Regions from separate parts of the Homo sapiens genome. Here region 1 is linked to region 2. The links are chromatin loops, found by intact Hi-C in ENCODE. Cell type or tissue: GM12878. All regions are shown on one strand. Links, peaks and the distances in the headings refer to the core of each region. The heading gives the core; the rest is flanking DNA.

Region 1 (16,459 bases), core at 9,042-11,541, 55 kb before region 2:
GCTAGATATTTTTCTTCCAGGCCCTCCCAATCCTGAAGAGATTAAGTAAAAGTCTAGCACCCTTTAAAGGTATGAATAGGAAACATGTGTCATCTGTTGTCTCTAAGGGCAGCCACTATAAGACTTCAAAAGAACCTTGGTCTCCACAGTCTTTTATCTTCATCTGAACACTTCTTGATCCCAGGTCTTTTTTTTTTTTTTTGGTGGAGTTTCACTCTTGTTGCACAGCCCAGGGTGGAGTGCAGTGGCACGATCTCGGCTCACTGCAACCTCCACCTCCTGGGTTCAAGTGATTCTCCTGCCTCAGCCTCCAGAGTAGCTGAGATTACAGGTGTGCACCACCATGCCCGGCTAATTTTTTTGTATTTTTAGTAGAGACGGGGTTTCACCATGTTGGCCAGGCTGGTCTCGAACTCCTGACCACAGATGAACCACCTGCCTCAGCCTCCAAAAGTGCTGGAATTACAGGCGTGAGCCACTGCACCCAGCCTGATCCCAGGTCTTTAGACAAACTCAACCAATCATCAATCAGAATGTTTAAATTTTCCTATAGCCTGGAAGCCCCCATCACCCCTGCCTTTCCGGACCAAACCAATGTTTTTCTTCAACGTGTTTGATTGATGTCTTATACCTCCCTAAAATGTATAAAACCAAGTTGCACCCCTACCACTTTGGGCACATGTTCTCAGGACCTCCTGAGGGCTGTGTCATGGGCCATGGTCGCTCATATTTGGATCAGAATAAATCTCTTCACATATTTTACAGATGGTGACTCTTTTCATAGACAATTGCCACCTCTTTATCTATTGGAGGGCTTTAGCAGCCACAAAATAACATAAGAAGTCAGAATTATATGTAGTTTTCAGACTGTCAAGTATAAAAAAAAAACTCTGAGGTTAGACTATTATGTATTGGTCTTTATTGGATTTTTTATTTTATTTTATTTTATTTTTGAGAAGGAGTTTTGCTCTTGTTGCCCAGGCTGGAATGCAATGGCGCGATCTCGGTTCACCTCGACCTCCGCCTCCCAGGTTCAAGCGAGTCTCCTGCCTCAGCCTCCTGAGTAGCTGGGACTACAGGCGAGTGCCACTATGCCTTGCTAATCTTTTGTATTTTTAGTAGAGACGGGGTTTCACCGTGTTAGCCAGGATGATCTCCATCTTCTCACCTCGTGATCCACCTGCCTTGGCCTCCCAAAGTGATGGATTATAGGCATGAGCCACCATGCCTGGCCAGATTGATTCTCTTTCAAAAGCCATATGAGGCCAGGCACGGTGGCTCACGCCTGTAATCCCAGCACTTTGGAAGGCCAAGGCAGGCAGATCACCTGAGGTCAGGAGCTCGAGATCAGCCTGGCCAAGATGGTGAAACCCTGTCTATACTAAAAATACACAAATTAGCTGGGTATGGTGGTGGGAGCCTGTAATCCCAGCTACTTGGGAGGCTGAGGCATGAGAATCGCTTGAACCCAGAAGACAGAGGTTGCAGTGAGCCGAGATCGCGCCAGTGCACTCCAGCCTGTGCAGCAGAGCGAGACTCCATCTCAAAAAAAAAAAAAAAAAAAAAAAGTCTGGAAATACAGCCATCACAGTAGGCAAAAACACTTTTATGGTGACTATGGAATAGTAACCCTTGTCTACCTTACAATTCTCATTTCTAGGCTCTTGATCTACAGCCTCTCTAGAAGACACTGTATTATTTCAAGACTTCAGGAATTTGCATTTGCTGCTTCAACTATTTGGAAAATCCTTTTCCCCCTTCCTCAAATGGCTAATGTCTACTCATTCTTCACCTTTGGTGACAAGGTTGAGTAATTGCAACAGAGACTATAAGTTCCACAAAGCCTTTTTTTTTTTTTTTTTTTTTTTTTTTTTTTTTGAGATAGAGACTCGCTGTGTCCCCAGGCTGGCATGCAGTGGTGCCATCTTGGGTCACCGCAATCTCTGCCTCCCAGGTTCAAGCGATTCCCTGCCTCAGCCTCCTGAGTAGCTGGGATTGCAGGCACCCACCACCACCACACCTGGCTAATTTTTGTATTTTCAGTAGAGACGGGGTTTCACCATCTTGGCCAGGCTGGTCTTGAACTCCTGACCTGGTGATCCACCTGCCTTGGCCTCTCAAAGTGCTGGGATTACAGGCATCAGCCACTGTGCCCAGCCCACAAAGTCTTTTAAAGAAAAGTGGGACAACCACTTCGAGAGATCATAGTAGGCCAATCCTTCCATTGACAACTACGTCTACTCATTCTTCAAATCACTTCACCTTTACCTGCAGCATAATGCTTATTATATTGTTTTTTCTCTTTCCTCATTTGTCTCTTCTTACTATTTATGAGCATTTTGAGGGTAGTGGCTCATCTTTCAGGTAATATGTAAAATAATATGGGTAAAGCACTTTAAAAAGTACCTGCCCCATAGTAAGTGCTTAGTAAAAGTTTACAACAACTATTACAAGTATAATCATCACCATCCTCTCATTATCATTTTATCTCCTTGTTTCCATTATATGACTATATAATAGATGCTCAATGAAAGAAGCTCATAAAATGAAAGAGAATAAATTCTTTCAGAAGTAGTTTTTCAACATATCTTTATAATATTTTGACAAGCATACATCGAAATAGAACAATTGAAATTTATTTAAGGCAAAATTATAGATAGCAACATAATTGCTGATTACGAATGCAATATTATATTATAGGATAGAAATACTGTTATCGTGAATGTATTTCTTAAAGTATGATTACTGTGATGGTTAAATTTTATGTGGTAACTTAGCAAGACTATGATACCCAGTTGTTTGAAACATAAGTCTAGATATCATTGTGAAAATATTCTGTAGATGTGATTGACATCTATAATCAATTGACTTTAAGTAAATTACCTTAAATAATGTGTGTGAGCCTAATCCAATTAGTCCAAGATGTTAAGAGAAAAAACGGGCTTCCCAGAGAAGGAATTATGCCACAAAACTAACATAGAAATCCTGCCTCAGACCAGGCACAATGGCTCATGCCTATAATCTCAATACTTTGGGAGGAGGAGATAGGAGGATGGCTTGAGTCCAGGCGTTTGAGACCAGCCTGGGCTGAACTGAGACCCCATCTCTACAAAAATAAAAATAAAAAAATTATCTGGACTTGGTGGCTTACACCTGTAGTCCCAGCTACTTGGAAAGCTGAGGTGGGAGGATCTCTTGAGCCCAGGAAGTTGAAGCTGTAGTGAGCCATTGTAGCACCGCTGTACTCCAGCCTGGGCAACAAAGCAAGACAAAGAAATCCTGTCTGAGTTTCTAGCTTGCAATCCTGCCCAACAAATTTCCGACTCAAGACTACAGCAATAGGCCAGGCACGGTGGCCCACACCTATAATTCCAGCGTTTTGGGAGGCTGAGGTAGGCGGATCATTTGAGATCAGGAGTTAGAGATCAGTTGGCCAACATGGTGAAACCCCGTCTCTACTAAAAACATGAAAATGAGCCGGGCATGGTGGCGCACGCTTGTAATCCCAGCTACTCAGAAAGCTGGGGCAGGAGGATCGCTTGAACCAAGGAAGCAGGGGTTGCAGTGAGCCAAGAACATGCCACTGCACTCTAGCCTGGGAGACAGAACGAGACTCCATCTTAAAAAAAGAAAAACAAAAAACAACTCAAACAACTCTCAGGGCAGAAACATGGCTATTTGGAAGACATTCCTTATAAACACTGAAAGACAAATGAACAACCTGCTGCCACATGAGGCAAAATATTACATTTAAGCAAAAAAAAAAAAAAAAAGATACACTAAATGCCTTGGAAGAAAAGCTCATGATTGGGATTCACCGAATAATTAGGGCAGTAAACACCAACAATGAATCCTGGGGAATATTGAAAGCCATGGCCTTGCCCGCAGCATGATTAATATTCATAAAAGACCTGAGAAGATCCTACCCTATGATTTTAACTCTGGCTGATTGTTAGAGAAAAAAGGAACTGAATGCTAAAGCAGAGACAAAGAGCTCCAAGAAAGGTAAATGCAAAGGGCTCCACACTAACATGTTATATCATCAAACTGTCAAATACCAAAGATACAGAGAGAATCTTGAAAGCAGCAAGAGAGAGGCACTCTGTCAGGTAAAGGGGATCCTCCAAAAGATCAACAGCCAATTTCTCAGCAGAAACCAAGGAGGTCAGAAGACAGTGGGATGACAAATTTGAAGTGCTGAAAGAAAAAACAAAACAAAAACAAAGGAAAAAAAATAAACAACCACACTGTCAACCAGGAATTCGATACCTGGCAAAACTAGCCTTCAAAAATGAAGAAGAAAATAGGACATTGCCAGATAAACAAAAGCTGAAGAAATACGTAACTAGCAAACCTGCCCTACAAAAAATGCTAAAAAGACTCCTTTGGGCTGGGTGCAGTGGCTCACACCTATAATCCCAGCACTTTGGGAGGCCGAGGTGGGTGGATCACGAGGTCAGGAGTTCAAGACCAGCCTGGCCAATATGGTGAAACCCTGTCTCTACTAAAAATACAAAAATTATCCAGGCATGGTAGCAGACGCCTGTAGTCCTAGCTACTCGGAAGGCTGAGGTAGGAGAATCGCTTGAACCCGGGAGGTGGAGGTTGCAGTGAGCCAATATCATGCCACCGTACTCCAGCCTGGGCAACAGAGCAAGACTCCATCTCAAAAAAAAAAAAAAAAAAAAAAAAGACTCCTTCAAGAAATCCTGAAAGAAAATAAAAGGACACTGAACAGTAACACAAAGCTACATGAAGAAATAGAAAACACTGGTAAAAATAACTACCAAGAAAGATGCAAACACCAGCATTATTTTATTTTTGGTTGATTGCCCCTTATTTTATTTCTGTGTGATTTTAAACATACAAAAATAAGTCTATGTTAATAGACACACAATGTATAAAGATAAAATTTGTGATAAGGCTGAGTGCGGTGGCTCATGCCTATAATCCGAGCATTTTGGGAGGACAAGACAGGCAGCTCACCGGAGGTCAGGACTTTGAGACCAGCCTGGCCAACATGGCAAAACCCTGTCTCTACTAAAACTACAAAAATTAGCTGGGCGTGGTGGCAGGCTCCTGTAATCTCAGCTACTTGGGAGGCTAAGGCAGGAGAATCACTTGAACCTAGGAGGCAGAAATTGCAGTGAGCCAAGATCATGCCACTGCACTCCAGCCTGGGTAAAAGAGCAAGACCATGTCTCAAAAAACAAACAAACAAAAAATTGTGACAGCAATAACATATGGGGAGGTAAGGAACTGTATAAGAGCAGGAATTCTGTATGTTATTGAATTTAGGTGATAATAATACGGTACCTTAAGAATCTAGTTGTAATCTTCAGGTAACCACTAAGAAAATAAATTTTTAAAAATTAACATGCTGGGCATGGTGGCTCACACCTGTAATCCCAGCACTTTGGGAGGCCGAGGCAGGTGGATCACATGAGGTCAGGAGTTCGAGACCAGCCTGGCCAAGATGGTGAAACCCCATCTCTCTAAAAATACAAAAATTAGCTAGGTATGGCGGTGGGTGCCTGTAATCCCAGCTACTTGGGAGGCTGAAGCAGGAGAATCGCTTGAACCCAGGAGGCGGAGGTTGCAGTGAGCCAAGATCATGCCATTGCACTCCAGCCTGTGTGACCGAGCGAGACTCCATCGCAAAAAAAAAAAAAAAAAAAAAAAAAAAAAGAAATTCACACAAAAGGAAATGAGAAATAAATAAAAATGCTATGCTACAAAAAATCACTTAAACACAAAAGAAAAAGGTAATGGAAGAATTGAGGAACAACATCAAAAAAAGACATGGAGAGGCCAGGCGTGGTGGCTCATACCTGTAATCCCAGCAGTTTGGGAGTCCAAGGCAGGCAGATCAGTTGAAGTCAGGAGTTTGAGGCCACCATGGCCAACATAGTGAAACACTGTTTCTACTAAAAATACAAAAATTAGCTGGGCATGTTGGTGGATGCCTGTAATCCCAGCTACTCAGGAGGCCGAGACTAGAGAATCACTTGAACCTGGGAGGTGGAGGTTGAAGTGAACCCAGATTGCACCACTGCACTCCAGTCTGGGCACCAGAGTGAGACTTCATCTCCAATTAAAACAAAAAAAGACAGAAAAACCAAATAGAAAAGTGACAAGTAAGTCCTTCCATATCAGCAATTACTTTAAATGTGAATAGAATAAAGTCTCCAATTAAAAGCAGAGTTGGATTGACAGAATGGATTTAAAAAATAAACACAATCCTACTATGTATCTTCCATAAGAGATTTACTTTAAATGCAAAGATATAAGTAGGTTGAAAGTGAAAAGATAAAAATAGATATTCTATGTAAATAGTAACAAAAAGACAGAGTGGCTATCTTAATATCAGACAAAGTAGATTTTGCACGAGTCAAAGATAGGCATTATATACTGATAAAAGGGTCAACCCATAAAGAAAATATAGCAATTATAAACATATATGCACCTAACAACTGAGTTCAAAAATGTATGATGCAAAACCTGACAGAAATGAAGGAAAAACTAGACAATTCTAAAATTATCATGGAGACTTCAATACCCCACTTTCAATAATGCATAGAACCACTAGGCATAAGACCAAATAGAAGGTAGAAAACTTGAACAATAGTATACACTAACCAGACCTAAGAGATAAATGGAGAACATTCTACCTGAAAACAGGAAAACATACAATTCTCCCATATACATGGAATATTGTCTGTAATATACCATATGGTAGGCATGGTAGACCACACCTGTAATCCTAGCACTTTGGGAGGCTAAAGCAGGAGGATCACTTGAGGAACAGGAGTTTGAGACCAGCCTGGGCAGTATAGTGAGACCCTACCTCCACAAAACTAGCAAAAAAAAAAAAAAAAGGCTGGGCATGCTGATATGTGCCTGTAGTCCCAGATACTGGAAAGGCGGAAGTGGTAGGATCACTTGAGCCCAGGAGGTCAAGGCTGCAGTGAGCCATCATTTCACTAGTGCACTCCAGCCTGAGCAACAGAGCAAGACCCTGTCTCAAAACAAAGAAACAAAGCCTGATTTTTTGCAAATGGCAAAATTGTGTATATTAAAATCCCCCCAAAAATCCACTGACACATTATTAATAAATGAATTTAATAAGATTGCCAGATACAAAGCCAATATACAAAAATCAATTGTGTTTGTATATATCACAATTAATAAATGAAAACTTTAAAGTAGTACTATTTCCAATAGCATGAAAATATATCATACATAAGTGTAACTCTAAGGAAAAAATGTGCAATACTTCCATACGGAAAATGACAAAGCATTATTAAGAGATATTAAAGAAGATAGTAGATAACATGCTATATCCATAAATAAGTGATATTGCAATCCTATAGGGAAACTTTTTTTTTTAATACTAAGTGGTGCTGGGTCAAGTGGCCATTCATTTGAAAAAAAAAACATATTTTGCCCTCTGTCTCATGTTACACACACACGCACACACACACACACACACACTCAATTCCTGATAATTCCAGTTTGCTTCAACTGTTAAAGGTAAGATAATAAATTTTTCATAGGAAAATGTTAAGAGCATTTTTATAACCAAATTAGGCAAACATTTCTTAAAGAGGACACAAAAAGCACTCACTGGGAAAATGGATAATTTGGACAACCTTAAAAATAAGCACAGGCAGGCCAGGCATGGTGGCTCATGCCTATAATCCCAGCACTTTGGGAGGCAGAGGCCAGCGGATCACGAGGTTAGGAGTTCAAGACCAACCTGGCCAACATGATGAAACCCCATCTTTACTAAAAATACAAAAATTAGCTGGGCATGGGGGCGTGTGCCTGTAATCCCAGCTACTCCAGAGGCTGAGGCAGGAGAATCACTTGAACCTGGGAGGCAGAGGTTGCAGTGAGCTGAAATCATGCCACTGTACTCCAGCCTGGGCAACAGAGTGAGGCTCCTGAAAGAAAGAAAGAAAGAAAGAAAGAAAGAAAGAAAGAAAGAAAGAAAGAAAGATGAAGGGAAGGGGAGGGGAGGGGAGGGGAGGGGAGGGGAAGGGAAGGGAAGGGAAAGGAGCCCCTTTTCTTTTCTTGTTTTTGAGATGGAGCCTTGCTCTGTCACCCAGGCTGGAGTGCAGTGGTGCAATCTCGGCTCACTGCAACCTCCACCTCCCAGGTTCAAGTGATTCTCCTGCCTCAGCCTCCCAAGTAGCTGGGATTACAGGCATGCACCACCACGCCTGGCTAATTTTTGTATGTTTAGTAGAGACGGTGTTTCACTATGTTGGCCAGGCTGGTCTCAAACTCATGACCCTGTGATCTGCCCACTTTTGACTCCCAAAGTGCTGGGATTACAGGCATAAGCCACTGTGTCTGGTGAAAATAAGCACTTCTGCTTATCAAAATACTCCACTGGGAGAATAAAAAAGTAGTCCACAGAAGGGGAGTAAATATTCGCAATTTATATATCCCAAAGTAGATTTATATCCACAATATATAAAGAACACCTACAAATCACTAAAAGTGATAGGCAACCCAACCAAAAAAAAAAAAAATGAGCACACATATTTTGAACAGACACTTTACAAATGAGGATATCCAAATGGCCGATAAACAATACAAAAATGTTCAACCATATGAATTAGGAAAATGCAAATTACAACCATAGTGTGATCCACTACATACCTACTAGATAGGCTAAAATGACAAGGTCAAAAATATCAAGTGTTGGAGAGAATATGCAACACCAAGGACTCTCATGTGCTGCTGATATGAGTGCAATTGGTACAATTTGACTTTGTACCAATTGTACAAAGTCCAGGTGTATTGTACAGTTTGTATTGTCAAAACTTTGACAATATCTACTAAATTTGAATACAGCAATGCCTCATGCCCCACCAATTCTACTCCTAGTTTTTGTTTTGTTTTGTTTTGTTGTTGTTGTTGTTGTTGTTTTTGAGATGGAGTCTCGTTCTGTCACCCAGGCTGGAGAGCAGTGGCACGATCTCAGCTCACTGCAACCTCCTGGGTTCAAGCGATTCTCCTGCTTCAGCCTCTTGAGTAGCTGGAACTACAGGTGCCCGCCACCATGCCCGGCTAATTTTGTTTTGGATTTTTAGTAGAGATGGGGTTTCACCATATTGGCCAGGCTGGTCTCAAACTCCTGACCTTGTGATCTGCCCGCCTTGGCCTCCCAAAGTGTTGGGATTACGGGCGTGAGCCACTGTGCCCAGCCATTCTACTCCTAAGTTTGTAACAACAGAAATGCCTATGTGTGTATAACCAAATGACATATACCAGAATGTGCATAGCAGCACTATGTGTAATAACCCGAAACTGAACGTGTCCCAAATGCCCATCAATAATAGGGTATAACCAGAATATGGGCCAGACATTGTGGCTCACACCTGTAATTTCAGCACTTTGGAAGGCTGAGGCAAGAGGATAGTTTGAGGCCAAGAACTGAAGACCAGCCTGGGCAACATAGTGAGACTCTCTCTCTACAAAAATATATTAAAAATTTGGTCAGGCACAGTGGCTCACGCTTGTAATGCCGGCACTTCGGGAGGCTGAGGAGGGAGGGTCATTTGAGCCCAGGATTTTGAGACCAGCCTAGGCAACAATGAGACCCCATTTCTACAAAAAAAGGGAAAAAATATTAGTGGTACATGGCTGTAGTCCCGGCTACTCAGGAGGCTGAGGCGGGAGAATCACTGAAACCTTGGAGGTTGTGGCTGCAGTGAGCTATGATCTCATCACTGCACTCCAGTCTGGACTTGAGCAAGACCCTGTCTCAAATAAATGAAAAAGATATTTTCCCTTCTCTCTGACCTTTTCCTCCTCCATTCATGATTGCCTGCACATAGTCATTTCAATAAGTGGTAGTCACTAATAATTGATTATCTTCCTGTCCTAGCCCCAAGGCAGGCTGACCAAAAGGTTAATGAACTTTCTTTTTTATTAAACAACAATTCTTAAATCACGCAGACCTCCTAGATGGCTTCCAGATGTTAGACTTGTCAAGGGAGCTGCCAGGTGGCTTTGACCACCAGAAATCTCACCTCCCACAAACTTTTCTACTAAGCTACTGGCATAGTTAAATGATAACCTGCCATTGTTTCTCAGCTTGCTTTCCATAGTAACTGGCAGTCACAAACACTACTGTAAAACTTAAGACTGGTCTTTGGGATATTTTTCAGGCTTTACCTGCAAGAGGACCAGCTGACACCATGTGGGTCAGTGGCCCATGTCCCCAGCCAAGGAACTGACTTGACTGGTCGTGTGACTCCCCTATTTTGCAAGGACTGACTCAGCTCATGAAGACAGCTTAGACACTGCTATGATTTCATCCCTAATCAATCAGCAGAACCCATTCTCTGGACCCCTGCTGATATGGTTTGGCTCTGTGTTCCCATGCAAATCTCACCTCGAATTGTAATTCCCACGTGTCAAGGGAGGGAAGTGATTAGATTATGGGGGTGGTTCCTCCATGCTGTTCTCGTATTAGTGAGTGAATTCTCATGAGATCTGATGGTTTTATAAATGGTTGTTTTTCCTGTGCTCTTACATACTCTCTTGCCTGCTGCCATGTAAGACATGCCTGCTTTTCCTTCTGTTATAATTGTATGTTCTAAGGCCTCCCCAGCCATGTGGAACTGCAAGTCAATTAAACCTCTTTTCTTTATAAATTACCCAGTCTTGAGCAGTTCTTTATAGCAGTGTGTAAATGGACTAACACACCTGCCCACCAAACTATCCTTTAAAAAATCCTAGCCACTGGCTGGGTTCAGTGGCTCATGCCTGTAATCCTAGAACTTTGGGAGGCCAAGGTGGGTGGATCACTTGAGATTACAAGTTTGAGACCAGTCTGGCCCACATGGTGAAATCCTGTCTCTACTAAAAATACAAAATTAGCTGGGCATGGTGATGGGCACCTGTAATCCAGCTACTTGGGAGGCTGAGGTGGGAGAATCACTTGAATCCAGGAGGCAGAGATTGCAATGAACCAAGATTGTACCACTGCACTCCAGCATGGGCAAAGGAGCAAGACTCCATCTCAAAAAACAAAAACAAAAACAAAAACAAACAAACAAAAAAAAGAACAACAAAAAACAAAAATATCCTAACCTCTGAATTCTCAGGGAGGTGGCTTTGAGAAATATCTCTTGTTCTCCCACTCAGTTGTCTCACAATAATTAAACTCTTTCTTTACAGCAACAACTGCTGTCTCAGTGTTGGCTCTATGGGCAGTGGGCAAGAACCCACTCAGGTGGTAACAATGTAGCAGGTCCCTGAAAGATGCTTCTGCAGTGGGACTTGTTCTCTCTTGCCACTCTTGGGAGTTCTGCCACCATGTGGACAAGTCCAGGCTAGCTTGCTGGAGAAAGAGAGATCATGCGGAGAGAAGCTTCAATTATCCCAGCCATTTCACCCTGCCCAGTCAAGTGTCCTGGTATTTGAACATGTGCAACGAAGAATAAATAATTAAGCCCATGCTCAACATAGCTGAGTCCTTCCCAGATTGCTAGCCTGACTAACTTTGAGCTAATACATGTTTGTAGTTTCAAACCAGTAAGTTTTGGGCTGGCTTGTTACATGGGGCAAAAGCTAACCAATAAAATATCATATTTCAATGAAAACTGCTTTTTAGGGGTAAAAAGTAAGTAATGGAAGGGGGGAAACCTTCCTGAATTGAAAGTAAGTCTGCATCTTCTTCAACCCTATCTCGTGCAATTAAACATTCCCCATATGGTAAAATCACCTAGAAGCTGTACCTGAGAAGTTGTGATGTCTCATGAGATAACTATTAACCTGTAACCTTAAGCTACGTAAACTGGTGTCAGACACATCTTAAGAGTCTTTTTGTCAACACTGAAGTAAGGACCAAGTAATAATTGAGCCAGTGATTGGATAGATAGTGTTAGTCAGTGTGAGGTCTGCAGACTTGCACCAATCTGGTTTGCTTTGTTACTGGTTTGCTTTGAGACAAGTACAGAAAGGGACAATAAGAGTTTGGCATCTAAGTAGCAATTTAACATTGCTAAGAAAATGTTATTGTATTTTACAAAAGTAGTGTGTTTGCAAAGGGTTGGGGGAAAAAACCCAACTGATCTTTCACTGAAGATAGTTTGAGAAGCACTGTTTAACTCCCTCTATTATATTATGATTACACCTCAAATAGATTTTGTTCTTTTCCTTGTTGTTTCCATTTCCCTTTATCTTCTTTCCACCTTTTATCACTTCTCCAGGATTCTGTTATCATATGGATGGAATGAAAGACAAATCATAATAATAATAGGATAACTTGTCTTTTTCTGCTTCAAGATCAGAGGCTTTCTATTCAGACTGCAGATTAAAATTACACAATTCAAGAAAAGCAAAAACAAAAATAAAAGATCACCAAATCCAGTTTAATGTATGTCAGTTATACCTCAACAAAGCTGTTCAGTTATTTGTAATCACCTAATCTGTTCTATATACTAGATATTCAGATTTTATTGGTCCGGGTGGGGATCTGCGTATTGGGAATTTTTAGAGATGAGGTCACACGGCACTGTCCAGGCTGGTCTTAAACTCCTGGCCTCAAGCAATCCTCCTTCCTTGGCCTCCTAAGGTGCTGGGATTATGAGCATGAGCCACTGCACCCAGCTGGGATTTTTATTTATTTTTTAATTTAATTTTTTTTTTGTTTGTTTGCGACAGGGCCTTGCTCTGTGACCCAGGCTGGAATGCAGTTGTGCAATCATAGCTCATTGTAGCTTCAACCTCCTTGGCTGAAGTGATCTTCTGATCTTCTGGCCTCAGCTTCATGAGTAGCTGGGACTATAGGCACATGCCACCACCCTCAGCTAATTTTTATTTTTTGTAGAGATGGAGTCTTGCTATGTTGCTTAGGCTGATCTCAAACTCCTGGCCTCAAGTAATCCTCTCTTCTTGGCCTCCCAAACTGTTGGAATTACAGGCGTGAGCTACAGTGACCAGCCAGCATTTTTTTTAGAAGCTCTTCAGCTAGATCTAATATGCAGCCAGCATTTAGAACTATTGCTCAGTTTCTTTCTTTCTTTCTTTTTTTTTTTTGAGATGGAGTCTCGCTTTGTCCCCCAAGCTGGAGTGCAGTGGCACGATCTCGGCTCACTGCAAGCTCTGCCTCCCAGGTTTACGCCATTCTCCTGCTTCAGCCTCCTGAGTAGCTGGGTCTACAGGCGCCCGCCACCATGCCCAGCTAATTTTTTGTATTTTTAGTAGAGACGGGGTTTCACCATGTTAGCCAGGAGGGTCTCAATCTCCTGACCTCGTGATCCGCCCGCCTCGGCCTCCCAAAGTGCTGGGATTACAGGCGTGAGCCACCGCTCCCAGCCTATTGCTCAGTTTCTTAGTCTCTGCCAGAATAAATATTGGATGTCGAGATGGCTTTTTTACTCATGTGGCATAAACTGGGCTTCTCAAACTGGAATATGTAGGAATATGCAGTAATATGCAGTGCCAGGTCAAGGGAAATTCCTAGCCAAACCACAAACACATTTCATTTTTATGAAAGGTTAACTTTACTTGAAGACTTTGGGGGTAACGTCCATAGCTTCTAAGATGACTCCCAGTGATCCCCACTTGGGAGTCATACCTTTTTAATTCCCCTCTTACTGAGTATGGGTTGAACTTGAACTGCCTTTTTTTTTTTTTTTTTTTTGAGATGGAGTTTCGCTCTTGTTGCCCAGGCTGGAGTGCAATGTTGCAATCTCGGCTCACCGCAACCTCCGCCTCCAAGGTTCAATTGATTCTCCTGCCTTAGCCTCCTGAGTAGCTGAGATTACAGGCATTAGCCGGCCATTTTGTTTTTAGCAGAGAGACGGTTTCTCCATATTGGTCAGGCTGGTCTCAAACTCCTGACCTCAGGTGATCTGCCTGCCTTGGCCTCCCAAAGGGCTGGGATTACAGGTGTGAGCCACCGCACCCAGCCTTGAACTGCTTTTAACAAATAGAATATGGCAGGAATGATCAGATGTCATTTCTGAGATTAGGTTACAGCAAGTCTGTGACTTCTGTCTTGGGAACCTTCCCTGGTTCTCTTGGAAACCTGTAAGCCTTCCTATAAAAAGGCTCACCATGAGAAATTGCTGCCCAACAACCATGTGAGTGAGCTTGGAAGTGGATCCTCAGGCGCAGTAGAGTCTTTTTATTTATTTATTTATTTGTTTGTTTGTTTATTTATTTATTTATTTTCAGGCAGAGTCTTGCTCTGTCACCCAGGTTGGAATGCAGTGGCGCAATCATGGCTCAATGCAGCCTCCACCTCCCGGGTTCAAGTGATGCTTCTGCCTTAGCCTCCCCAGTAGCTGCGATTACAGGCATGTGCCACCACGCCCAGCTAATTTTTTTTTTTTTTTTTTTTTTTTTTTTTTTTTTTGAGACGGAGTCTCGCTTTGTTGCCCAGGCTGGAGTGCAGTGGCGGGATCTCGGCTCACTGCAAGCTCCGCCTCCCGGGTTCACGCCATTCTCCTGCCTCAGCCTCCCAAGTAGCTGGGACTACAGGCGCCCGCCACTACGCCCGGCTAATTTTTTGTATTTTTAGTAGAGACAGGGTTTCACCATGTTGGCCAGCTGGTTTCGAACTCCTGACCTCAGGTGATATGGCCACCTTGGCCTCCAAAAGTGCTGGGATTACAGGAGCGAGCCATTGTGCCTGGCCAATTGTCTTGAGCTGACTACAGTTGACAGCTCGACTGGAACCCCCTGCACAATCTTGAGAAGCACCCACCTAAGCTGTACCTGCATTCCTGATACACAGAAACTGTGAGACGCTAAGTGGTTTTTGTTTGAAGTTTTGGGGTTGTTGCATAGCAATGGATAACTAATTCAGAAAAGAAAATACATAATTTGACTCTTACATAATAAAATATTTTTTACATGAAACAAACGTATGTAGGGCCAGGTATGGTGGCTCATGCCTGTAATCCCAGCATTTTGGGAGGTTGAGAGCAAGAATTCCTTGAAGCATGGAGTTCAAGATCAGCCTGGCAACATAGCAAGACCTTGTCCTTGTCCTACAAAATGTTTTTTTTTTTTAATTCGACACTTATAGTGGCACATGCCTGTGGTCCTAGATACTTGGGAGGCTGAGGTGGGAGGATCGCTTGACCCTAGAAGTTTGAGGCTGCAGTGAGCTATGATCAAGCCACTGTACTCTAGTCTGGGTGACAGAGCAAGACTCATCCCTTTTTTTTTTCCTGAGATAGTCTTGCTCTGTTGCCCAGGCTGGAGTGCAGTGGCATGATCTCAGCTTACCACAACCTCCACCAACCAGGTTCAAACAATTCTCCTGCCTCAGCCTCCCGAGAAGCTGGGATCACAGACACACGCCACAACAGCTGGCTAATTTTTGTATTTTTAGCAGAGATGGGTTTCACCATGTCGGCCAAGCTGGTCTCAAACTCTTGACCTTGTGATTCGCCCACGTTGGCCTCCCAAAGTGCTGAGATCACACTGTGCCTGGCCTGCAAGACCTATCTCTAAACAAAAAATAAGAATTTAAATAAATAAACAAACAAACAAGCTGTCGGGTGCAGTGGCTTATGCCTGTAATCCCAGCACTTTGGGAGGCCGTGGCAGGCAGATCACCTGAGGTCAGGAGTTTGAGACCAGCCTGGCCAACATGGTGAAATCCCATCTCTACTAAAAATACAAAAATTAGCTGGATGTGGTGGTTGGCACCTGTAATCCCAGCTACTTGGGAGGCTGAGGCAGGAGCATTGCTTGAACCCGGAAGGCAGAGCTTGCAGTGAGCCGAGATCATGCCATCACACTCCAGACTGGGTGACAATAGAGAAACTCCATCTCAATAAATAAATAAATTGGAAAGGAAATGAACACCAGCTGTAAGAAAACAAACCCTAAGGTCAAGATTACAAACTGTAGTGGCCAGGGGCGGTGGCTCATGCCTGTAATCCCAACACTTTGGGAAGCTGAGGCGGGCAGATCACCTGAGGTCAGGAGTTGGGAGACCAGCCTGACCAACATGGAGAAACCCCATCTTTACTAAAAATACAAAAATTAGCCGGGTGTTGTGGCACACGCCTGTGATCCCAGCTGCTCAGGAAGCTGAGGCAGGAGAATTGCTTGAACCCAGGAGGTGGAGGTTGCGGTGAGCTGAGATCACGCCACTGCACTCTAGCCTGGGCAACAAGGTTGAAACTCTATCTTAAAAAAAAAAAAAAAAAAAAAAAAAAGGAATACAATCTCTAACAGATTAAATTGTTAAATTAGTCTTGTATAGAAAACTTTATAATCCTCAGACCAGGCTTGGTGGCTCACTCCTGTAATCCCAGCACTTTGGGAGGCTGAGACGGGCAGATCATGAGGTCAGGAGTTCGAGACCAGCCTGGCCAACATGGTGAAATCCCGTCTCTACTAAAAATACAAAAATTAGTCAGGCATGGTCATGGGCACCTGTAATCCCAGCTACTCCTTGAATCTGGGAGGT
Region 2 (16,459 bases), core at 5,043-7,542:
ATATAAAAATATATATATAAATATATATAAAATATATAAAAATATATGTAAATATATATGTAAATATATGTAAATATATATAAATATATGTAAATATATAAAAATATATGTAAATATATGTAAATATATATAAATATATGTAAATAAATATATGTAAATATATATAAATATATATATAAATATATATATAAATATATATACATATATATAAATATATATACATATATATAAATATATATACATATATATACATATATATAAATATATATAAATATATAAATATATATAAATATATATAAATATATAAATATATAAATATATATAAATATATATAAATATATAAATATATATAAATATATATATAAATATATATAAATATATATAAATATATATAAATATATATAAATATATATAAATATATATATAAATATATATAAATATATATAAATATATATAAATATATATAAATATATATATAAATATATATAAATATATATAAATATATATAAATATATATAAATAAATATATATATAAATATATATATAAATATATATAAATATATATATATAAATATAAATATATATAAATATATATATAAATATATACATAAATATATATAAAAAATATATAAAAATATACACAAATATATATATAAAATATATAAATATATATAAATATATATAAAAATTATATATATAAATATATATATAAATTATAGATATAAATATATATATAAATTATAGATATAAATATATATAAATTATATATATAAATAATATATATAAATATATATAAAAATTATATATATAAATATATAAAAATTATATATATATAAATATATATAAATATATATATAAATATATATAAATATATATAAATATATATAAATATATATAAATATATATATAAATATATATAAATATATATAAATATATATATATAAAGTGATTTTTCTTTTCTTGTTTTTTTGAGATGGTATCTTGCTTTGTTGCCCAGGCTGGAGTATAGTGGTGTGATCTTGGCTCACTGCAACCTCGGCCTCCTGGGTTCAAGTGATTCTCCTGCCTCAGCCTCCTGAGTAGCTGGAATGACAGGCATATGCCACCATGCCCGGCTTTTTTTTTTTTTTTTTAATTAGACAGGGAGTTTCACCATGTTGGCCAGGCTGGTTTAGAACTCCTGACCTTGGCCGGGCGCGGTGGCTCACGCCTGTAATCCCAGCACTTTGGGAGGCTGAGGCAGGCGGATCACAAGGTCAGGAGATGGAGACCATCCTGGGTAACACGGTGAAACCTCGTCTCTACTAAAAATACAAAAAATTAGCTGGGCGTGGTGGCACACGCCTGTACTCCCAGCTACTTGGGAGGCTGAAGCAGGAGAATCACTTGAATCCGGGAGGCAGAGGTTGCAGTGGGCCGAGATGGCACCACTGCACTCCAGTCTGGGTGACAGAGCAAGACTCTGTCTCAAAAAAAAAAAAAAAAAAAAAAAAAAGAAACAACTGTTATGATTCATTTATCAGAAAATATGTCTTTTAGATGTGGCAGGCCCTGGGGAGATTGCAGTGAACAAGACTGACTGGGTCTCCACTTGCATGGGAGTCCAATTCTACTAGGAAGGAAGGACAAAACGGGTAAGTGGTCAGATACATAAGATCCATTGTAACTGGGCGCAGTGGCTCACGCCTGTAATTGCCTAGCCAACATGATGAAACCCCAACTCTACTAAAAATACAAAAATTATCTGAGCATGGTGGTACACACCTGTAATCCCAGCTACTCAGGTGGCTGAGTCACGAGAATTGCTTGAACCCAGGAAGTGGGAGGTTGCAGTGAGCCAAGATAACGCCACAGCATTCCAGCCTGGGCAACAGAACAAGACTCTGTTTCAAAAAAAAAAAAAAAAAAACCATCATTATCATTTGGGGTAATTGTTATGATGAAAACAAGTGAGGAGCTGAGAGTTGAAAGGGGCATGGCCTGGGAGAAGACCTTTGCTGTGTAGGTTGGCATGGAAGGTCTTTCTGCAAAGGTGAGATTTCCTGCCACATGAGGGAGGAGTAGAAGTCAGCCAGGCAAGGCTCTGGGGAAAGAGCAACACAGGCAGAGGTCAGAGCTGTGCAGAGAGACAAAACCTTCCAATGGGAGAAACTGGTTCGGGGGAACTGGCACATGGTAAAACTGGCCCAAGAACTAGGAGCCGGATTATGCGATTAAGACAAATGCAGCGGAGACAGTAGTGATGGTTTTTTGTAAACAGGGGTGTGATATAGATATGCTTTATCTCATTGAAGATGACACTGGTTTCGGTATGGAGAATGGAATGGAGAAGAGTGGGATTAGACGGGTTTCCTGATTCTATCCGCACAGGAGACTGATTTCTTCCCACTTCTGCTCATCACATTGGCTGAACCCAGCAGATCACTGCCCGGTTGTCTGTCCTACAGAGGGAAACGATCGTCATAGCCACAAAGAAAACACAGCCCATTATCTTACCTGTGTCAATAGACAACAAAGAAACAGGTCACATTACACAATTTTCTGTTCATGGAGTGGACCTTTTCACATTGATTGACCTGGTACAATGTGGCCATTTTCTTAAAATGTCAGGGGCCATTGTCTTATCTGTGCAAGGCCCTGGGAAAGCTTCTTATTCTTGTGAGCAGTGCGTGAAGACTCTTTCTAATTATAGCCCTTCTGAATTCCTTGTCCTTTCCTTTAAATAAAGTGTCTAGCCATATGTTCAATGAGTAGTAATCTAAGTTTTATATCTTGCTTCATTTTCTTTGGAATCTGTTGGTGTCAGTGTTTTTTACAGTGTTACTGTAAAAATGTACTGAACTTTGGTTGAGAAAACTGGCTTTTCTGGAGATAAAGCAATTTTTAAAAAGAGGTTGTGTGGGAGTCTGTGTCCTGGTTGCAGAAATAGTGAAATCAGGCCTTTCAACTAATTCTCAACTTAGAATTTAGCTAGCTTTTTCAATGTTAACTGTTTTGCCTCGATTAAAACCCATTTGTTTGCAGTTCAAAATCATCTTGTGCTTATAAGTAAGGTCATGGAGTATCTCACCCAGAGATAGCCAGAGTTAGAGAAAAGCAGTGACTAAATAAAACACATTGACTATATATGAGAACAGAAACAGATGTAATTTTTTTTTTGAGACAAAGCCTGGCTTTATCGCCCAGACTGGGTGCAGTGGCACAATCTCAGTTCACTGTAACCTCTGCCTCCCAGGCTCAAGCGATCCTCCCACCTCAACCTCCTGAGTAGCTGGAACTACAGCCATGCACCACCATGCCTGGCCAATTTTTGTATTTTTTGTAGAGACGGGGTTTTACCGTGTTGCTCAGGCTGGTCTCAAACTTGTGAGCTCAAGCAATCTGCCCACCTTGGCCTCCCAAAGTGCTGGGATTACAGGTGTGAGCCACCATGCCTGGCCCAACAGACATAATTTTTTATTCCTGAATTAAGCCATACTGAGATCAGGAATACTTTTCAATATCCTTATATTAAATAATATAGGGAGCAAGCATAAAACTCTTAGCTGCCCATTCCAGGAAATCCTTGCCTTAGCAGGTGAGACTGTGAAATAGCTAAAATAGGTTGCTCATCAAGATTTGCTTCAAGGCTAAATGTGGTGGCTCATAGCTGTAATCTGACACTTTGGGAGGCCAAGGCAGAAGGATCACTTGAGGCCACCAGTTCAAGACCAGCTTGCGCAACTAAGCTCTAGAAAAATTAAAAAATTAGCAGGGTGTGGTGGCACCCATGTGTCATCCCAGCTACTTGGGAAGTTGAGGCAGGAGGATCACTTCAGCCCAATCATAGCTCACTATGGTCAAGTTTTGGAGTCATTGGTTATGCAGCAATAGCTAACTGATACATACAGCGGACACTGTTTATTATCTAAAAACATCCATTTCCCTCTCTTCTCAGCTAACAGAATTCAATCTTTTTTTTTTTTGAGATAGGGTCCTCCTCCATTGCTAAGGCTAGAGTGCAGTGGTGTGATCACATCTTACTGCAGCCTCGACCTCCAAGGCTCAAGGGATCCTCCCACCTCAGCCTCCCAAGTAGCTGGGACTACAAGTGTGTGCCACCATGCCTAGCTAGTTTTTAAAAATGTTTGTTTATTTATTTATTTATTTATTTATTTATTTATTTATTTTTTTGAGATGGAATCTCGCATTGTCACCTGGGCTGGAGTGCAGTGGCACAATCTTGGCTCACTGCAACCTCCACCTCCCAGGTTCAAGCAATTCTCCTGCCTCAGCCTCCCAAGTAGCTGGGATTACAGGCACCCGCCACCACGCCCAGCTAATTTTTTTGTATTTTTAGTAGAGATGGGGTTTCACTGTGTTGGCCAGGCGGGTCTTGAATTCCTGACCTTGTGATCCACCCGCCTGGGCCTCCCGAAGTGCTGGGATTACAGGTGTGAGGCACCACGTCCGGCTTAAAAATTTTCTGTAGAGACGAGGGTCTCCCTGTATTGGCCAGGCTGTTCTTGAACTCCTGGCCTCAAGTAATCCTCCTTCCTTGGCTTCAAAAAGTGCTGGGAGTACAGGTGTGAGCCACCATGCTCAGCAGAATTCAATTCTGTTGAGAGTATTTGACCTTAGGGCAGGTAGGTAGTGGCTAATTATATTGCCCCACATTGCGGGCTACACATAGGTATGGGCACATGGTCCAGCTTGGCTTCCCATGGGACCACCATCTAGGTGACTATGATAAGCTCAAAGATGAGCATGTGAATTGAGGTATGCCAGTGTGAACCCCACATATCTGAGGCAGGTCTCAGTCAACTCAGAAAGTTTATTTTGCCAAAGTTAAGGATGTGCGCCTGTAACCCAGCCTCAGGAGGTCCTGATGACATGTGCCAAGGTGGTCAGGGCAAAGCTTGGTTTAATAAATTTTAGGGAGACGTGAGACATCAATCAATGAATGTAAGATATATATTGGTTCCATCCAGAAAGGTGGAACAACTTGAAGCAGGGAGGGGGCTTCCAGGTCATACATAGGTAGATAAGAGACAAATGGTTGCATTCTTTTGAGTTTCTGTTTAGCCTCTCCAAAGGTGGCAATCGGACATACATTTATCTCAGTGAGCAGGGGGATGACTTTGAATTCTGTCTTTTGTCCACAAGGAAATTCCTTTTGAGGGAGGTATGTAGCCTTTTTTTTTTTTTTTTTTTTTTTTTTTTTTTAGGAGTCTCGCTCTGTCACCCAGGCTGGAATGCAGTGGTGAGATCTCAGCTCACTGCAACCTCTGCCTCCCGGGTTCAAGCGATTCTCCTGCGTCAGCCTCCCGAGTAGCTGGGACTACAGACTCGTGCCACCATGCCCAGCTAATTTTTTGTATTTCTAGTAGAGATGGGGTTTCAACGTGTTAGCCAGGATGGTCTTGATCTCCTGACTTCGTGATCCACCCGCCTCGGCCTCCCAACGTTCTGGGCCTCAAAAAGTGCTGGGATTACAGGTGCCAGCCACCATGCTTGGCCGGTATGTAGCTTTTATCTTTTTGAGGAAAACAGTGGGAGGCAGGTTTGCCCTATGCAGTTCTCAGCTTGACTTTCCCTTTGGCTTAGTGATTTTGGGGTCCCAAGATTTATTTTCCTTTCACGCTAATCAGTTCCTCTCTAGAGTTTTACATATGGAGGCGAGATGTGAGAAAAATTATGGCTGACATGGGGGCTAAGTCAGATTGATTTGTTTTAGACAAAAATGAATTTTATATCTGAATATTTTGGAGAAAATTCATGCAACTCCTATCTGCATAATAAATTCACTGCCACAGTGAACTTAAATGTCACCTTGGCCGGGTGCGGTGGCTCACGCCTGTAATCTCAGCACTTTGGGAGGCCGAGGTGGGTGGGTCATCTGAGGTTGGGAGTTCAAGACCAGCCTGACCAACATGGTGAAACCCCGTCTATACTAAAAATACAAAATTAGCCAGGCATGGTGGTGCATGCCTGTAATCCCAGCTACTCAGGAGGCTGAGGCAGGAGAATCACTTGAACCTGGGAGGCGGAGGTTGCGGTGAGCTGAGATCACACCATTGCACTCCAGCCTGGGCAACAAGAGCGAAACTCCATCTCAAAATAAATAAATAAACAAATAAATAATGTCACTTCCATCAACATATGAACTGCACTACAAGATAATAGTGAGCCTTTAGACTTTTGGGAAGAGAAATACCAAATAAAAATAAGATGATACATAATCATTTTTATGACTCCCACTGAAATTTTCTTTTTTGCCTGGATGAAAACAGTTGAAGCAATGGATTCTCATAATGAGTAAGAGAATCGGGTCAAATGAACCCGTCTCCAAGGAGATTTAAAATGCTTTTCAAACCCTCTTGATAGTAACCACGATTTATGCATTTTCTTTGAATTCTATTATTCTGGGCCCAGCTTGCCGGCTTGTCTTACATCATTATTTTAGACTAAAGCTCCATCTTCTGGAGAAGGAATGATATATAACAACTACTCAACACATTGACTAACAGTCAAACTCAATTTGGAAGTTCCTGAGATGGTGTCTTTCTTAGTCATCTCAACAATTTCTCATTGGCAGCTCATTTTTCCCCCTCTGGAAAGAATGTCATCTCAGTGGGGCATGGATGCTAGATGGAAGCTATTGATCACCTTCCCATTCTTGAGGGGAGATTCATAGCCTACTTCTATTTTTATGTTTATGGTTTCTGCAGCAGGAGACTGATTGGAATAATTCCCCTCCCCTCTGCATGTTCCTCGTATCATTGAATAGGTACCGGGTATTATTTTCATATTCTCTAGAGAAATCTATTTATCTGCAGCTCTTGCTATATTTTATTCATATGGTCTATTCTGAAGCTCCTTTTGAATGCAAATATTTTATTTTATTTTATTTTATTTTGAGACAGGATCTTGCTCTGTTGCCCAGGCTGGAGTGCAGTGGCATAATCAGCTTACTGCAGCCTCAACCTCCTGGGCTCAAGTGATCCTCCCATCTCAGCCTCCTGAGTAACTGGGACTACAGACATGCCATTACCCCTGGCTCATTTTCGTATTTTTTGTAGAGGTGGGGTTTTGCCATGTTGCCTAGGCTCCTGGGCTCAAATGATCCTCCCTCTTTAGCCTCCCAAAGTGCGGGGATTACAGGTGTGAGGCACTGTGTCCAGCCTGAATGTAAATATTTTAAGGGTTTAGGTTAATGGTATATTTTTGAGAGATTAAAAAATGGTCACTTTTTCCTTTTTTTTTTTTTTTTTAAACAAACTAAATTTTTTAAGAATAGTTTTAGCTGGGCACAGTGGTTCACACCTGTAATCTCAACACTTTGGGAGGCCAAGGCAGGTGGATCACCTGACGGCAGGAGTTTGAGACCAGCCTGGCCAACATGGTGAAACCCTGTCTCTACTAAAAGTACAAAAATTAGCCAGGCATGGTGGTAGCTCCCTGTAATCCTAGCTACTTGGGAGGCTGAGGCAGGAGAATCATTTGAACCCGGGAGGTGGAGGTTGCAGTGAGCTGAGATTGCGCCACTGTACTCTAGCCCAGGCAACAAGAGTAAAACTCCATCTCAAAAAAAAAAAAAAAGAATAGTTTTACATTTTACAAAAATTGTGAAGGTAGTACAGTGTCCTCATACATCCTGACTCAGTTTCCCCTGTTAGCTTACATTAGTGTGGTGCATTTGTTACAATCAACGATCTAATATTGATGCATTAACTAAAGCCCATACTTTATTCGGACTGCCTTAGTTTTTACCTTGTGACAGATTTCCTGTTCCAGGATCCCATCAAGGATACCAATTACATTTAGTTGTCATGTCTCTTTAGGGTCCTCTTCGCTGTGACAGTTTCTCAGAATTTGTTTTTGATGACAGTTCTGAGAAGTACTGGTCAGGCAATTTGCAGCACGGCCCTCTACTGAGATTTGTCTGATGTTTTTTTTTCATGATTAGCTGAGGTTATGGATTTTTGGAAGAAAGATGATAGTGGTAAAATGCCATTTTTATCAAGTGATACCAGCGCATACTGTTGACATGACTTATCATGGTTGATGTTGGCCTTGATCACCTGGTTGAGGTAGTGTTTATCAAGTTTCTCACTGTACAGTTGCTCTTTCCCTCCCTTTGTGCTCTTTGTAAGGAAGTCACTCTGTGCAGTCCACACTTAAAGCATGATGAGTTATGCTCCACCTCCCTTTTTGTGTTTATTTTTAGAATCAAGGTTTCACTCTGTTGCCCAGGCTGGAGTGCAGTGGTGCGATCATAGCTCACTGCAGCCTTGGCCTCCTGGACTCAAGGGATCTTCTTTCCTCAGCCTCCTGAGTAGCTGGGACTACAGGTTCACACCCTGCAGGCTAATATTTAAATTTTTTGAAGAGATGGAATCTCACTAAATTGCCCAGGCTGGCCTTGAACTTCTGGGCTTGGGTGATCTTTCCACCTTGGCCTCCCAAAGCACTGGGATTACAGGGATGAGCCATCGCGCCTGGCTGATCCTAGCACTTTGGGAGCATCAAATATAAAATATATATAAAGAGAAACCCTAGTTGTTGTTTCATTCTCATGCAAACCAACGGCCTGTGGTGTGCTAGTAAATGTTTAACAACCTCAGTCTAGTCATGAGGAAACACCAAGTTAAGGGACAGTCTACAAAATAAAAGATCAATATTTCTCAAAAGTGTCAAAGTGGTGAGGAATAAAGGAAGACGGAGAAACTGTCACACATTGGAGGAGACCAAGAAGACATAACTAAATGTAAGGTGGGGTCCCAATTGGATTTTTTTTTTTTTTTTTTTTTTTTAGAAAGGGTCTCACTCTGTTGCCTGGGCTGAAGTGCAGTGGCGCGATCTTGGCTCACTGCAACCTCTGCTTCCTGGGATCAAGTGATTCTCCTGCCCCAGCCTCCTGAGTAGCTGGGATTACAGGTGCCCACCACCACGCCCAGCTACTTTTATTTTTGGATTTTTAGTGGAGATGGGGTTTCACCATGTTGGCCAGACTGGTCTCAAACTCCTGGCCTCAAGTGATTCACCTGCCTCGGCCTCCCAGAGTGTTAGGATTACAGGCATGAGCCACCATGCCCGGCCCCAATTGGATTCTGAAATGGGGAAGGGCCCCAGAATAAGCCAGTGTGGCATAAAAATTGTTTTGAGCCGAGGGCTTCTGACTTTCTGAAATCTCTTATCTGCCTAAGAGCAGAGCCTCCCAAAAGAATAAAAAAGAACTCTATTGTCATAAATCTTATCCCTGGGAACAACTCCAATCTTCTCTGAGACAGAAGTCAGCCACACACCAAAGCAGACAGTCACAAAATCTGTCATATCCCCCATCTAGTCTCCTAAGGGCTCATTTATCTTTCCAAAACCTCGTTTGTTTTTCCACAAGTGCTCTTTCTTCCCTTCTCCTTCATCTATTTTGTCTTTTTCGTTTCCTGTCTTTTTTTTTCGAGACAGGGTCTCCCTCTGTTGCCCGGGCTGGAGTGCAGTGGTACGATCATAACTCATTGAAACCTCGACCTACCAGGCTCAAGCAATCCTCCAACCTCAGTCTCCCAAGTAGCTGGGACTACAGCTATGCATCACCATGCCCAGCTAATTTTTTTTTTTTTTTTTTTTTGTAGAGACAAGTTCTCACTTTGTTGCCCAAGCTGGTCTTGAACCCCTGGGCTCAAGTGATCCTCCTGCCTCAGCCTCCTAAAGTACTGTGATCCTTCACCTATTAAGATGGATTATAAGCCCCAAATTCTATTTTTTTTTTTTTTTTTGAGACAGAGTCTCGCTTTGCCCGGAGTAGAGTGCAGTGGTGCATTCTCGGCTCACTGCAACCTCTGCCTCGTGGATTCAGGCAATTCTCCTGCCTCAGACTCCTGAGTAGCTGGGGTTACAGACACCTGCCACCATGCTCGGCTAATGTTTTGTATTTTTAGTGAAGATGGGGTTTCACCAAGTAGGCCAGGCTGGTCTCGAACTCCTGGTCTCAAGCGATCCACCGGCCTTAGCCTCCCAAAGTGCTGGGATTACAGGCATGAGCCACCACGTCCGGCTATAAGCCCCAAATTCTAACCACTCCTTTGAGTCACATTTTCTTTTCTGTGAACTCCCATGTGCATACATACATATGGAAATAAAACGTCTTTTCTCTTGCTAGTCTGACTTGTGTCAGTTTAATGTATGGACCCTGTCAGTGAAAATAAGGGAGCAGAGGAAATATTTTTCCTCCCAGAAGGCGGCAAAGGACATTAGTGGAAAAACCGGTGAAAAATGAATAAGGTCTGCAGTGAATTGTCCTAGTGCTAATTTCTTGGTTTTGATGATTGTAAGACCTTAACATCAGAGAAACCTAGGTGAGAGTACACAGGAATGATCGGTGCTATCTTTGCAACTTTCTGATAAATCTAAAATAATTTCAAAGTTTAAAAAGTTAAAAACAAAGGAAAATCATAGCAACAACACTATCAAAGACCATAGGCCTTGAAGCCAGCCTACACTGGATTTATTTTTATTTATTTATTTTTTTGAGAGGGAGTCTCGCTCTGTTACCCAGGCTGGAGTGCAGTGGCATGATCTTGGCTCACTGTAACCTCCACCTCCTGGGTTCGAGTGGTTCTTCTGCCTTAGCTTCCTGAGTAGCTGGGATTACAGGCCTGTACCACCACACCTGGCTAATTTTCGTATATTTAGTAGAGACAGGGCTTTGCCATGTTGGCCAGGCTGGACTCAAACTCCTGACTTCAGGTGATCCACCTGCTTCGGCCTCCCAAAGTGTTGGGATTACAGGTGTGAGCCACCATGCCCGGCCTGGATTTATTTTTATTTTTTATTTTTTTCTCTGGATACCATTGATTGGAATCTCATTCTGGATTTAAATCTTGATTATTCCACAAATCTATTGGGCAATAATGAGCTGAGTGAACCTAGGGCAAGTTAATCTCACTCTTGCAACCATCAGTTTCCTCCACCAACAAATAGATGGGACAGCGACGATATGACCCACCTCACAAAGGTGTGGTGATGCATTTGTGTATAAAGCTTGCAGTAAGTATCTTCCAGTGTTCAGTAGAACCATAACCATCACATCTGCTTTTTTGGCCTCTTCTATTTGTGCTGGGCTGGGGAGAGGCGCAGGGCCCTGTGGCCAGTCTCTGTCAGGGTTTCCTGCACCTAGAGGTCAACTTGCTCTAAGAAGAGAGGTTTGATGGAAATCTGAATTCTTGTCTCTTAAAACAGAGGCAGGGCTGTGCGAGGTGCCTGTAATCCCCCCACTTTGGGAGGCCGAGGCAGGCAGATTACTTGAGTTTAGGAGTTTGAGACCAGCCTAAGTAGCATGGCGAAACCCCATTGCTACAAAAAATTAAAAAATTAGCTGGGCATGGTGGTGCGTGCCTATAGTCCCAGCTACTTTGGAGGCTGGGGTAGGAGGATCGCTTGAGCCCAGGAGGTCGAGGCTGCAGTGAGAGCTGTGATTGTACCACTGCACTCCAGCCTGAGTGACAGAGTGAGACCCTGTTTCAAAAAAAAAAGAAAAGAGAAAAAGAAAAAAAGAAACCAGAGGAGGCGGTTCAGGCCAAGAAAATGGTGCCTTTTCTCCTGTTATTCTTCTTTCCGTACCCAGACAAAAATTACTCACCGTCAAGCACGTTTATCTGTGTTTATCGTATTCTTCAGTCTCTGTGAACTTGAACGGCTGTGTTTTTGGAAGGAGAAGGCCAGCACTCTGACTGCTGTCTGTCTTCAGCTGACTCTGCAGTCAGGCTGCTCCTGGCCCCAGCGGAGAGAAGCAGCCAGCATGATGGGCTCCATTTGATTCAATCTATTTTATGCAGCCATGGGGAAAGGATGACCTGAGAAGACAGTATAGAAAAGAGAATCAGGAAGCAAGAGTTGGGATTTGTCTCCAGGTTTGGAAATTCTTTTGTCTCAATCACCAGTATGCTAAAAGGTCCTTTGGGTATCTTTGAGGATGAAATGGAAAGATAACTTCAGAGTCAGGAAGTTTAGAACTCTGTTCTAAAGAGTTAAGAGGTCAGCAGGGCGCGGTGGCTCATGTCTGTAATCCCAGCACTTTGGGAGGCTGACGTGGGTGGATCACCTGCGGTCAGGAGTTGGAGACCAGCTTGACCAATATGGTGAAACCCTGTATCTACTACAGACACAAAAATGAGCTAGGTGTGGTGGTGGGTGCCTGCAGTCCCAGCTACTCAGGAGGCTGAGAGAGAAGAATTGCGTGAACCCAGGAGGGAGGCAGAGGTTGCAGTGAGCTGAGATCGTGCCACTGCCCTCCAGCCTGGCGACAGAGACTCTGTCTCAAAAAAAAAAAAAAAAAGAAAAAAGAAAAAAGAAAAAAGAATTAAAAGGTCTTGGGAAAGTTAGCAGCCTTTTCTGGACCTAGGGGGAGGTGATAATGAAAAATATTCATTAAATCATCTGTAAATGACTCATGTCACTGAATGAGCTAGATTACTCTATGAGGTAGACATTACACCAATAATCAAGCAACAACACCAATGGCAAGATTAATGACACCAGCAGCTATGTATGTTTTAAGTGTTACTATTGTTAGAGCGCGAAAAGAAGAAGGAATGGATGGAGGTGGCTCTACAGCAACACAGATCAAAGCCCTGCAGAGGGGGACACCAGCTAGTGCCGGAACCCACTCCCGCTTACAGACTTGGGTAATTACAGGTCAGGACGGGACAGGTCTTTGCTTGCTGCAAAAAGGGACAGGCAATGTGGCTAGCTGCTAAGGAGGGAATTTCCTGGGTTCAGGCGGTTAGGCCTGAACTTGTCTGGTAGGGTGTTTCTCACAGCCGAGACCCACTGGAATTTTCCACTCTGACTAGGGTTGCGAAATGGCAGGGGTTTACAACATGGTGCAGCTTGGAATAACAACTATGTGCTGGGCAGTAGAAATGAAAAGTGCCTAGACACATCCCTTGGCTGCTCGAAATCTAGAGGGGAAGAGACACAGACAAGTTGTGGTCTAATAAAAAAAAAATTGGTTTTTGGCCAGGCATGGTGGCTTATGCCTATAATCCCAGCACTTTGGGAGACTGAGGTGGGAGGATCACCTGAAGTCAGGAGTTCGAGACCAGCCTGGCCAACATGGCGAAACCCCGTCTCTACTAACAACACAAACATTAGCTGGGTGTGGTGGTGCGCGCCTGTAATTCCAGCTACTTTGGGAGGCTGGGGCAGGAGAATCACTTGAACCCGGGTGGTGGAGGTTGCAGTGAGCTGAGATTGTGCCATTGCACTCCAGCGTGGGTGACAAGAAACTCCATCTTGAAAAAAAAAGAAATATTTGGTTTTTGTCCCCAGTTCCTGGTACTGAGCTCCTAAAACGCTTAGAGTTTTCTGAGTGATGGGAGTGCCTTTTTTTTTTTTTTTTTTTTTTTTGAGACAGGGTCTCACTCTGTTGCCCAGGTTGCAGTGCACTGGTGTGATTTCAGTTCACTGCAAACTCTGCCTACCAAGCCCAAGCTGGTCTTGAACTCCTGGACTCAAGCAATCTTCCTGCCTTGGCCTCCCAAAGGGTTGGGATTATAGGTATGAGCCACTGTGCTTGGCCTGGAGTGTCTTTTGTTATCCATAAGGAGCCCTTTTCCATCACACCTGAGTTCATGCCAATAAGGTGACTTAGAGTAGTTCCCCTATATAGCTTCAGGATGGGGTTGGTCATCAGAAGACCAAGGAAGGCCAACTGCAGGGGCTTACACCTGTGATCCCAGTACTTTGGGTGGCTCAGGTGGGAGGATTACTTGGGTCCAGAAGTTCCAAACCAGCGTGGGCAACATAGGGAGACCGTATCTCTACAGAAACTAAAAAATTAGCTAGGCATGGTGATGCACATCCGTAGTCCCGGATACTCAAGAGGCTGAGGAGGGAGGATCATTTAAGCCCAATAGTTCAAGGCTGCAGTGAGCTGTAATTGTGCCATTGCATTCCAGCCTGGGCAACTGAACAAGACTTTGACTCAAAAAGAAGAAGAAGAAAAAAAAAGACCAAGTGGTTGGAGTGTTGAAATTTTTTTTTTTTTTTTTTAGATAAGAGTCTCGCTCTGTCGCCCAGGCTGGAGTGCAGTGGCACGATCTCGGCTCACCGCAAGCTCTGCCTCCCGGGTTCACGCCATTCTCCTGCCTCAGCCTCCCAAGTAGCTGGGACTACAGGCGCCCACCACCACGCCCGGCTAATTTTTTTTTGTATTTTTAGTAGAGACGGGGTTTCACCGTGTTAGCTAGGATGGTCTCGATCTCCTGACCTCGTGATCCTCCCGCCTTTTAACAACAGACATTGAGCTTGAGAAAAACTCTTGAACAATGAGGTCTGGGAAGCTTCTAGATGGGTGAACACACTGAAGTGCTGGGAGGCTGATGAGCCCAGGGAGTGCAAGAAAGCTTCATGCACGCGCCCCCATCACCCAATACCTGTCCCATGCATCTCTTCTAGCTGGCCATTCCTGAGTTATGTCCTTTTTTTTTTTTTTTTGAAACGGAGTCTTGCTCTGTCACCCAGGCTGGAGTACAGTGGCGCGACCTCGGCTCATTGCAACCTCCGCCTCCTGGGTTCAAGCGATTCTCCTACCTCATCCTCCAAAGTAGCTGAGATTACAGGTGCTCGCCACCATGCCTGGCTAATCTTTTTTTGTATTTTAGTAGGGACAGTATTTCACTGTCTGGCTGGTCTCAAAGTCCTGACCTCAAATGACCCGCCTATGTTTTTTTGTTTGTTTGTTTGAGACTGGGTCTCATTTTGTCTCACAGGCTGGAGTGCAGTGGCCTGATTACAGCTCACAGTAGCCTTGACCTCCTGGGCTCAAGTGATCCTCCTACCTCACCCTACCAAGTAGCTGAAACTATAGGCAGGCACCCACACGCCGGGCTAATTTTTGTGTTTTTTGTAGTGATGGGGTTTCCCTAGATTGCCCAGGCTGGTCTCAGACTCCTGAACTGAAGCCACCTGCCCACCTCAGCCTCCCAAAGTGCTAGGATGACAGGCCTGCTTACATATTTTCAATACATACAACAACAGTACAGGCAACTTTTATACTACAAGGGCAGAGTTGAATAGCTGTCACGTAGACTGTGTGGTTCATAAAGGCGAAATATTTACTGTCTGGCCCTTTATAGAAAAAGTTTGCCAACCCTTGACCTTATTACATTGTTGATGATGATGAAGTCATAAACAAATATGAAATAAAACATTTTTTAATAAAAAAATAAAAGCACCGTGTCTCCACAAAAAAATACAAAAATTAGCTGGGTGCAGTGGCACATGACTGCATTCTCAGCCACTTGAGAGGGTGAGGTGGGAGGATTGACTGAGCCCAAGAGGGCAAGGCTGTAGTGAGCCATGACTGTGCCACTGCACTTCAGCCTGGGTGACAGAGTAACACCCTGCCTCAAAAATAAATAAATAAATCAATAAAATAAATAAAACTGGCCAAGAACGGGGGCTCACACCCATAATCTCAGCACTTTGAGAGGCTGCAGTGGGAGGGTTGCCTGAATCCAGGAGGTTGAGACCAGCCTGGGCAACGAAGCTAGATCCTGTTTCTACAAAAAACGTAAAAAAAATTGCTGGGCATCACGGTGCACGCCTGTGGTCCCGGCCACTCGAGAGGCTAAGGCTGGAGGATTGCTTGAGCTCAAGAGTTCCAGACAAGCTAGGGCAACACAGCAAGACCCCGTCTATAAAAAATAATAATTTAGGTCGGGTGTGGTGGCTCACGCCTGTAATCCCAGCACTTTGGGAAGCCGAGGTGGGCAAATCACCTCAGGTCAGGAGTTCAAGATGAGCCAGGCCAACATGGTGAAACCCCATCTCTACTAAAAATATAAAAATTAGCCAGGCATAGTGGCAGGTGCCTGTAATTCCAGCTACTCGGGAGGCTGAGGAAGGAGAATTGCTTGAACGCAGTAGACGGAGGCTGCAGTGAGCCAAGATCGCACCATTGCACTCCAGCCTGGGGAACAAGGGCGAAACTCTGTCTCAAATAATAATAATAATTTTTAAAAAGTAGACAAGGTCTTGTTCTGTTGCCTAGGCTGGAGTGCAGTGGCATGATTATAACTCACTGCAACCTCTACCTCCCAGGCTCAAGCGATTCTCCCTCCTCAGCCTCTTGAGTAGCTGAGACTATAGGCATGTGCTACCACACCTGGCTAATTTTTAATTTTACACACACAGGGTCTCACTGTGTTTCCCAGGCTGATCTGAAACCGCTGGGCTGAAGCAGCATCCCACCTCAGCCTCCTAAAAATGTTGCAATTACAGGTGTGAGCCACCGCACCTGGCCAGGACATTTTGAATACAAATGTTTAGATCAGAATTATATCAACATGGCTGGCCGGGCCTGGTGGCTCATGCCTGTAATCCCAGCACTTTGGGAGGCCGAGGCGGGCAGATCACCTGAGGTTGGGAGTTCGAGACCAGCCTGACCAGCATGGAGAAATCCCCGTCTCTACTA

What was found. Peaks named below come from ENCODE experiments on the same cell type or tissue, not always from the same donor. Only the 100,000 strongest peaks of a DNase experiment are listed, where the experiment ranks them.
Region 1: it touches region 2 in a loop (2.1-fold over the local background); 16 of 110 quality-filtered maps call a loop at or near these places.

The regions. Positions count from the first base shown.
Region 1 is chr16:10,364,110-10,380,568 of GRCh38, reverse strand. No RefSeq gene overlaps it. Among named protein-coding and RNA genes, the nearest start is that of ATF7IP2, 14 kb to the left of the region's middle. In GM12878, for the core only: no CTCF peak of the experiment used is centred there; a DNase peak (open chromatin) is centred at 10,088.
Region 2 is chr16:10,305,011-10,321,469 of GRCh38, reverse strand. No RefSeq gene overlaps it. Among named protein-coding and RNA genes, the nearest start is that of ATF7IP2, 73 kb to the left of the region's middle. In GM12878, for the core only: a CTCF peak has its summit at 6,474 (motif pointing left); a DNase peak (open chromatin) is centred at 6,490; H3K27ac peaks cover 23 bases.